Regions from separate parts of the Mus musculus genome. Here region 1 is linked to region 2. Evidence: chromatin contacts called from ENCODE Hi-C data. All regions are on one chromosome and are shown on one strand. Each heading gives the region's core, a stretch centred on a gene start or an enhancer-like site at or near the end of the contact. The rest is flanking DNA. Distances are from core to core; before and after follow the strand shown. Region 1 overlaps Nt5dc1 (5'-nucleotidase domain containing 1). Region 2 holds the start of Rwdd1 (RWD domain containing 1).

What was found. A loop is a pair of places that touch in the nucleus more often than their neighbours do.
Region 1: a loop to region 2 is called in a map of mouse embryonic stem cell, with 2.1 times the contacts of the local background. The contact joins the enhancer-like site here to the promoter of Rwdd1 in region 2. A Hi-C loop is called at or near these places in 2 of 37 maps with a recorded cell type or tissue (ES-E14 and mouse embryonic stem cell).

Annotation. Positions count from the first base shown.
Region 1 is chr10:34,312,999-34,317,366 of GRCm38, reverse strand. It overlaps Nt5dc1 (5'-nucleotidase domain containing 1), which reads left to right. Exons shown (of 12, transcript NM_176968.5): 9 at 2,499-2,617; 10 at 3,626-3,778. Among named protein-coding and RNA genes, the nearest start is that of Gm26564, 18 kb to the right of the region's middle. Within about 2 kb of position 1,413, at least 1 of the 3 ENCODE cell types and tissues checked has a DNase peak (open chromatin) inside an H3K27ac peak, as active enhancers do.
Region 2 is chr10:34,016,583-34,021,324 of GRCm38, reverse strand. Rwdd1 (RWD domain containing 1) reads left to right here and starts at 1,709. Exons shown (of 7, transcript NM_025614.3): 1 at 1,709-1,959. The coding sequence starts at 1,887.

The sequences.
Region 1 (4,368 bases), core at 164-2,663, 300 kb before region 2:
TCAAGCCATCCTCCATATTAACAAGTAGGATGCTCGTCAGATCAGGTCTCTGCTATAACTGCCAGAAGTAAATTCAGTCTGTGTTCCAAACAGTCAAAGGCAGAGAAATAAAATTAAGATAGTAACGGTGCTGGAATAGAATATCCCAGGAGCCAATCTGTGTTCAGTGTGTCCTTGATGAGTGGCATGTGCCTGACATCAGTTGTTGCCATGGTAACTAGAGAAGAGCAGATGGTACTGCAGCCAATGAGGGCCCTGTAACTCGGTCAGCCTGACCCCTGCTGACCCTAAGAAAAGTGTGGGGTGAGAGAAGCATCACATAGGCAGAGTCTGCCCCTCCCCCACTTCCTTTCTATGCTATGCAAAGGGAGAACTCAGCCCTTACCAATGCTAAGATACAAGATTCAGAGGGACCTACCTCCTATCTGGCTACTTCACTGCCAACTCACTCCCCACCCCATTGGCCTCAGCTGTTGTGAACACGTGAACATCCTCCCAGCCCCCACTCCACCCCCACCTTGCCTCATCTTTCCCTAGCCCAGCCTCCTGTCCTGAATCTCAAGGGATTTTTTTTCCCTGCATAGCACTTGGTGTTTTAAACATTTATTTTCCTTCCATCTAGAAAACAAAGACAACCAAACATGCTGATTCACACCAAGCTTGTGTGAACAAGGAGACAATTTAACCATGAAAGTGCCAGAGCTGGAAACCCTTATCATCTTCAGCCTGCTCTGCAGACCTTATGTAATCCCTCACTTCTGTGACTCTCTCCCCAATTCTTCTCTCTCTCCTCGTGCTCCATTCACACTGACGTCAATTCATTATTTGCTTTTAAGCAGTTCAGTATCTTTCCAGTTATTCATTGGCAAGCATGGTATATATTTAATCACATCCACACAATCATGCCAGTTCCCACTCCATATAAGCATCCTATAGCCCGTAAGTTCTCTTCTCTTCCCTGTTGTGTACTGGTTACAGTATCTCTGCTGAAAACATGACCTTTTATTCCTCATCCAGGTGTCTGTCCTGGCTGCTCTCGCTGTCGTTGCTTCTGGGATTGTAATGTATATACACAATCACTTTGTTAAAATGGAGACTGATTGAGGTCTCTGTCCTGGCTGCTCTCGCTGTCGTTGCTTCTGGGATTGTAATGTATATACACAATCACTTTGTTAAAATGAAGACTGACTGAGCCAGCCTGGGGAATCCTTAGCTTCTGCACGTTTAAGCTCAGAAGATGACACTTTAAGGGACAATGAAGTAGATGGGAAGCATTCCCCTCCTCTGTCTGGAGACCCCTTATCCTTGCCCGATGGCATTCACCTATCTGTTCCTTCTCAAGGGCTCCGGTTCCCTCAGTATCACAGTGAAGTTGGCTGCTGAGATTTCTCTTCTATTCAGGTGTGCCTCCCATGGGTAGCAGCTATGTTTAGAAAGCTGTCCTTAGCACTGTGCCAGTAACATGTGAAACATTACTAAATAAATGTGACAGAATCTTTCATTGTACCAGTTACAATTCCTGAGGCACACTGGGGTTGCAGGTACGTGCTTGCCACGAACCTTATATGGGCTCTGGGGATCCAAACGCAGGTCTGTCGGGAATTACTTTTTCCACTATGCCATCTCCACAGCACCTCCGTTCCTGTTTCTGTTCTATTGAATTTGCTCTACCTTACTAGCAAGTTGTTTATCTTTAGTGGTAAATCTTCCTGTTATAGCCCCTGTTTTGTGTACATTTCCTGAGAACACACACATAAAAATCTACTTACCCTAGTCAGGACACCAGCAGAAACACAGAAACAATTGCACCAGTGATTTAGTGGGCAAGTGAGTTTAATTGGGGTTACATTCAGGAGCATGGGTTACTTGTAGGCAGCAGTTAAATGGTTGATGACCTGTATGTCCTCAGGGAGGAGTAGAAGCCCTTCCCCCAGAAAAAGAGACAGTCAATAGGCCCAGCCCTGTACAGGTCTTCTGTCTCTTACTGATAGCCACAGTTGTTAAGGATTCAAAAGGCAATAACCGTGTCACCCTAGGGGGGGAAAAAGCCATTAGTAGGATAATTGTTCTATTACAACCCCAACATGAATTAGCATTTAATAGATATTTTGTTTGAAATTTTTCATTCTACCCATGGCAAGAAACATTATGATGTTCACTTAGTAAACCATTTATAAAGCAGAGGCAGGTAATGGCACTTGCTGCCAAGACAGAATACCTAACAATCTGTTTAATCCATAGAACCAACTCCTAAGACTGGTCTCTGTGTGCCATGGCGTGCACACACCCATGCATAAATAGACAGACAGACAGACATAGACAGATAGACAGACAGACAGACATAGATAGATAGATGAAAGATAGATCTGTCTAATAACTGTAAGCACACACAATGCTTACAGCATGTGCTTACTGAATGCGCACATGCTTTCCTTCTATACATGGTCCATGGCCCAAGGTGCAGCCCAACTAAAGATTGTTGTCAACCATACTTGCAGAGAATGATGAAGAGAAGGATGAGCTGCCGTCTCTGGATAAACCGGGCTGGTACTCCCAAGGGAACGCTGCCCACCTTTATGAGCTTCTGAAGAAAATGACCAGCAAGCCTGAACCCAAGGTAATGTCTGATCTCAATCAGCAGAGGCCTTGATGTCCACGTGCGATACAAATGGTGTGAACAGAGTCATGGGTGCAAATGGTTAACAGTTGTATTCTGCCTCTGAGCACCTGCTGCCTCTCTCCTTCTGCCTCTTTGACTAGATGCACTCTTGGTAGATACTCAGTCTTTATTTGTGACAGGGAAAAACAAGGATTCCAGAGAGGCCACAAGTCTAGGAAGTACAGTTCATACACGCAGTGCCTAAGAAGTGACATTCTGAAAACACCAAAGAATATTTTATAAATAAAACAAGGAGTGACTACCAACACTGACAGGCTTTTCCTCAAAGAATTGTTTGTTTCTGATCCCTTGGTCACATTGTCAATGCTGTACATTGATCTACACGATGCTCACCATAAGCCTGGTGAGCAGGAAGAATCACTGGGTAGCTGGCCATGGTTCATCGGTACCTACTTCCTTGGCCGTCTGAGAACTACTCAAGGGATCAGCAGAACCAGGGCCTGGATGAGGAACCTTGGTTCTTAGCCCTTAATCTCAGGCCCTCTTCTCTGAATGGAGGGGTATGGTCTGGATCAGTAGGGCTTTGCCTCAGGATATCTGAGGGCCTTTCCAAACTGTGTATGCTGGAACCATACATTCATGAGTTCTGTTTCAGCAGATCCACGGCAAGTCCTCAGAGGGTATAAACTCTTAAACAGTGGTTATGATGCATGTTCTTAGTAACAAGTAATTCCCTATAATAAATTTTATTATTAACATGTGAAAACACACAGGCTCACTTCTTCATGACGAATATCAAGTAAAATTGTTTCTCATATTCTACCTTCCTGCCATCTTCAACAAACCTGTGAATCATATAGGACCAATAATATGTGTGTGAAATTATTTGTAGGAATTTAAGACCCTTGGGGTGGCTGCTGCCTGTGGAGGGCCTTCCTTCTGTTTTCTGTGCTGTGGCCACCACTCTCACCTCCATGTCTCATTCAGAATTCTGTCTGATCACAGGTCGTTTACTTTGGTGACAGCATGCATTCAGACATTTTCCCAGCCCATCACTATACTAACTGGGAGACTGTCCTTATTCTCGAGGAGCTTCAGGGGCCAGAAATGGAAAAGCCTGAGGAAGCAGAGCCTCTGGAGAAAAGAGGAAAATATGAGGTAAGGATCCTGTCTACCCTTTTTGAGACAGGAGATATGGGGGGGTGGCAGTGTTTGAAAGCTAAAGTCTCCTTTTGCTACCTGACTTTAGAATCAACTGGAAATGGTGTTATATGCCTGTAGTCCCTCCATGGTAAATGGAAGAAGAGGATCAGAATTTCAGGGGCAAGTTTTACACCAGTCTGGGCTTTATGTGATCCTGTCTCAAATTAGCAAAGTATTCTGGTCTGCCGGGATATCTTCATGTTTCTATAGTCTGTGTCCAGATCACTATTATTTAATGACTTCCACCAAAGCAGATAACTCTAGTCAACCTCGTTTTAAGAGCCTGGTATGTGTCATCATCATTCTGTCATGGATGGGGAGAACTGTCTGAGGTTCCCCCTCTAACTGGGGAGCTATTGGCATGGCAGTTAATGACTGCAAGGGAAGGGTAGTCATTTTTTTCAATCATGTAGCCAGCGATAAGTGGCCCATGATCCAATAAATGAGCCCACACCTTTGTTCATGCAACACCCCTAATTAAACTCAGTGGGTCATTTTTTGAAAGGACATGAAAGTAGAAGGGAGACTCATGAGAAGAAATAGTT
Region 2 (4,742 bases), core at 460-2,959:
CTTCTTCACCTGTCATTTTTGATATCAGAACTTCATGATGCAAGTTAGTCTAGTCAGAAGTTAAGCTTGATTCTTTCCTTACTAATCAGCATCAAGTCCTGACATTTATATAAAACGTATTGGGAACTTGATCCTTATCTCGACAATCAATGCCTGCCTAAATTAGCATAGGTTTATTTAGCTTATTTTCATAGCCACCAGTCTCTCTTTTCAGATTTTGTCCGATTGAGTGGCCATGGTGGCATTTCTTAAGTTAAGAGTCTGAGTCACTAACACTTCCAGAATTCCTCATAATCTATGCCTCAGCCCCTCAACTAGATCATGGCGAATGCTCCACACTGTCTTCCAACCTGCCAAGTGATCTGTCTCCTTCAGAACTTTAAAGCAGCTGTTCCTAGAAGTCTATTCTGGTAACTAATCATCGGAATTCCTTTGAATAAACAAATATGCAGCTTATATCTGAAATGCTACCTCATCTCAGAAGTTTCCTTTTCTCCCCTTTAAAGTTTAAAAGAAGGCAAAAAGCAACCCTTAATCTATTTAAAACAAGAAACCATAATACTTTTGACATAATGCATTTCCTTTACTGTAAGTAAGGAATACTTGCTAATTAAACACAAAACAAAAAACTCTTTCTGTGTAACTGGAGCACTGTGGCTCACACCTACAATCTCAGCACCACTGAGGCCAGGGTAGGGGTAACACGAGTTCTGGCAATCCTGGCTAGTAAGCAAGATACAAGCAAGCAACAGCAACAATCACCACAAAGCCAAAGCCAAAAAAGCCCATCTATGGAACCTGCATAATACAAGTAAAGCCAGCTTTAATACACAAGGAAGGTAGAGAAATTTGGGGAAACATTTTTAGTATGTTTGGGGTATTCTTCCCGAGGTACATTTCCCCACATTTTGTTTAGGCTAGTACGTGTTCCTTTATTATAAACAAATATAAACCAAGTAACTATTTAGTGTTCATTAAAAAAGAAGACATATTTATCTGTTTTCTTAGTTTTGCCGTTACGGCATTTGACATTTTGGTTGTAGTGATAGACTTGAAGCTGTCAAATCTATCAGCAGAAGTAGAGCTAAATCAAAGGTATTATTTTCCGGTATCTTATTGTAGTTTTGGCAAAGTCAAATCTGTCACTAAGATCCGCCCCTTTATCTGTTCGCTGAAATAACAACTGAACAAGTCTTTAGGTCAATTTTTCCGCCTCACTTATTTCACAACTTTAAAGTGAGGTGCAAGAACCTCTGGTTCGACTTTCAGCCTTCCTCCCGGGTTCCTCCTGGGACAGACCTCTGGACGAACCCCGACCCCAAGTCCCAGCTCGGCTTCCAGGAGTCTGCACAGATCAGGCCATTGAAAGTTCCAAGAAGCCGGGCTGGCTGTCGCCCACAGGCTGCTCTGGGCGACAAACGTGGTTTAGGAACGCGGAAAAGCGGAAGCCCTTGGACCTCCGCGCCCCGCCCTCGGCGCCACTACCACGCCCTGCGCGAGACTCAGACCAGACACATCGAGCGCAGAATGGCGATGCCTCTCTGCCAGGCGTCTCCATCAGAAGCCAGCAAAGCCCAGCAGCGGGCAGTAGCTGTCCTTCCCGAACGCCGGGCGGGCTGCGGTCACCCCCCAGCCAATCCCGAGCCGTCGCAGACAGGCAGCGAATCGGCGGCCGGCATTCCAGGCGCGATGAGTCGAACTCCGACGCGGGGATCGGGCGGCCCGCGGAGCCGGGGCTGTTTCTCAGCAATCCGTGCCAGGCGTGGCTCCAGGCCTTTCCACTCCGACTCTGCGCGTGCGCCCGCCCGGCAGCCGGCGGCCGCGGTGTCCGCTGCAGCCCGCCGCCAGGGAGTCGCGCCGATGCACGGGCAACAACGCGGGCCACGATGACAGATTACGGCGAGGAACAACGCAACGAGTTGGAGGCTCTGGAGTCCATCTACCCCGACTCCTTCACAGGTGACTTTGGCGGCCTCCTGCTCCGGGGCGGAGGCCGGGGCCCCGCGGCCCTTCCTGCCGCTCTCCAGACAGTTTCCAGCACTCGCCTGCTTCCTTCCCCACTGTCCTGAAATCCGAAGGTCCGGGTGGCTCTGCGGAGGCCCTGGAATTGGTCCTGACCGCTTTGGTTTCGCGTAACCTCCGTCATCCGAGATTCACTGAAGCACGCGGGGGGTGGGGGGAACTAGCAGTGCGATGAGTTTCTCCAGAGCCGCTTAATGTCCCCCCTTTACCTCCTATTTTAAGCTCTGGTGAAGTAGCAGCTGTTTTCCCTGCTGAGAAGATTGGGATGCTGGCTTTTGAGAGCAGCACACTCGGGGATGTCTTATTCTCTCTATAAGAGTGATCAGGCATTCTGCAGAATGCCTGATGAACGATGTGGTCGCTGTGGTTCTTAGGTATCTTAGACGTCGTCGAGGTTCTGGAGGCCCAGGGAAGGCAAGTGGCTTGTGCTCTCCCTCCTCCAGCCAGAGGTCCTTAGTTCTTACATCCTGAAGACTTCGGTTAAGGATTCAGCCTCAGCTTAGATGTAGGAAGAGCTGATTGGGTCTAAGGGAAAGCATCCGTCAGGAAATTCATTAGTAGAATCTTTCCTTGTGAGTCTGTTTCCATGGAAAACCTATCTATGGGTCTTCTCAAATTAGGGAAGCACTCAAGGTAAAGTCAGTATGAACGTAGGCTGGGGATTGATGGGATTTACATTCCACAACCCTTCCTCCAAGTGTTGTCAAGTATTACTTAGTGTCTGAATTAAGAACCCAAGGCATATTACTTTAAATCCTAAACCATCCCTTTCATTGCTTAGCTTAGTTTTCTTTCTTGGCTTCACTTTTTGACCAACTTTTTGCAATGGAAGCAAATTTTGTTCTGCTTTGCCAACAGGCAGATGTCTCTCAGCTACTCCTGTGTAGCTCCAGTCGAGTTCATGTTCTCTCGCACCAGCAATACAGCTGTGTTGCGGATGTTAAGGGATGAGTGAAGAGGGGGTTGAGAGTGTCATTACCTGGGTGAGTGTATGTGTGGAGTCTGGCTTCCTTCTCTATCCTTGCTTATATGTCAGTGTCAAACTAAAATAAAGCGCTAGTGTCAGTTGTCCGATATAGTCTGAATTACGATGTTTAGACCTTTCTAGCACGTTAGAAATATAATAGGCATGAACCCTTTGTAGGCAGAAACAAAAATGCATGAGGCATACAGTATTTTTAACTTGTCTTAAATATTAGGTTATCCTTCACTAAGTTCCGCGCATGTGTGTCTTACAATGGCACATTTTTTATGTCTTAAAGCAGTATTGTATTGAATTTTGCTAGGTCCCAGTAGTAGTAGTATATGGAATTCTTGTCAGATGTACAAGTGCATAAGGAGCCTGAGTGAGCCAGGGTAACAAATGACGACTTACGATTATTTTGATGCACTCACCTATTCCATAGCAACCTGCTGAGCCTGCTTGTAATTCCTTTCTGCATCCATACACATTTTTGCAATAAAAACAATCTTGATTAATTGTTCTTAGGGATTTTGTATTGCTCTTGGTATTTTTTTTTTTTTTGAAACCTTTTAGGGAAAAGGTAGGACTTTTTGGTTTTTGGAGACAGGGTTTTTCTGTATAGCCTTGGCTGTCCTGGAACTCACTTTGTAGACCAGGTTGGCCTTGAGCTCAGAAATCCGCCTGCCTCTGCCTCCCAAGTGCTGGGATTAAAGGCATGCGCCACCACCACCCGGCTAGTTTGCAGGTTTTTACTTCATTTTATATCCTACTTAATACTAGATTTGGCAACTGCTCAGTCTGAGGAAGGAATTGGCTCTCCCACCCCACCCCACCCTGTCTTTAATGCATACCCAGTGAACTAGGAGAGAAGCATTTGTTAGGTCCACTGACCTTGTGTGATGTCAAAAAGGTGCACTTGTGGCCCACAGACCTAGCTGAGCCTTAGCATTAGTTGCTGTTCTATTGTTGGTGACCTTGTAGTCTAGTGCTACATTGGTCGCGAACTGTCATCACACCCCAGTTTCTTCTTTTTGCCTGTTCGGTAGCTTGGTTGCACTTTGACCCTCCTAACAACCTGTATAAACAGACTGTCTCAATACCATTCTCCCACCAGTTGTGCATCACTTGACAAGGATCTGGTAAGGTAGTAGAATTTAGTTATTTCCATTGCTCTATTAGAATAGCTGATAGAGGGGAGCTTTTTGGAAGTCAGTGGTTGACCTTTAGTAAATCAAAATCAAGTTCCCTTAATTTTGTCTGCTTTACCAAGATGACATCCTATATGTGCTTCATCTGTCCCCTGAGGAGTAGTCATTGGCACTCCACAGACACGATGATATGGAGGAAGAGGAGAGATCATATTGTGAAAGCAGATGTTCTGGAGAAATCCTTGTGATCTTTTCACGGTGGTGGGAGGCTGCACATGCGGTTTATCCTATCCATAGCAGTGCATTAGAACAAGCAGTGGTGCTTATCATCAGAAGTGGGAATCCACAGTGTGTGGTGGTACATGGCTATCTTCCAGTACTTGGAAGCACGAATCAGGCGAATGGAAAATTCTAGGCCAGTATGGATTATGTGATGAAACTTCATCTTAAAGAACAAAACAAAATTTAGGGGTTAGTAATCTTTGCAAGTATAATTACCTCCCCACAACCTCTTTGGTTTTCTGAGACAGGGTTTCTCTATGTAATCCTGGCTGTCTTGGAACTCAGTGTGTAGACCAGGCTGGCCTCAAACTTCTAGAGATCCTCCT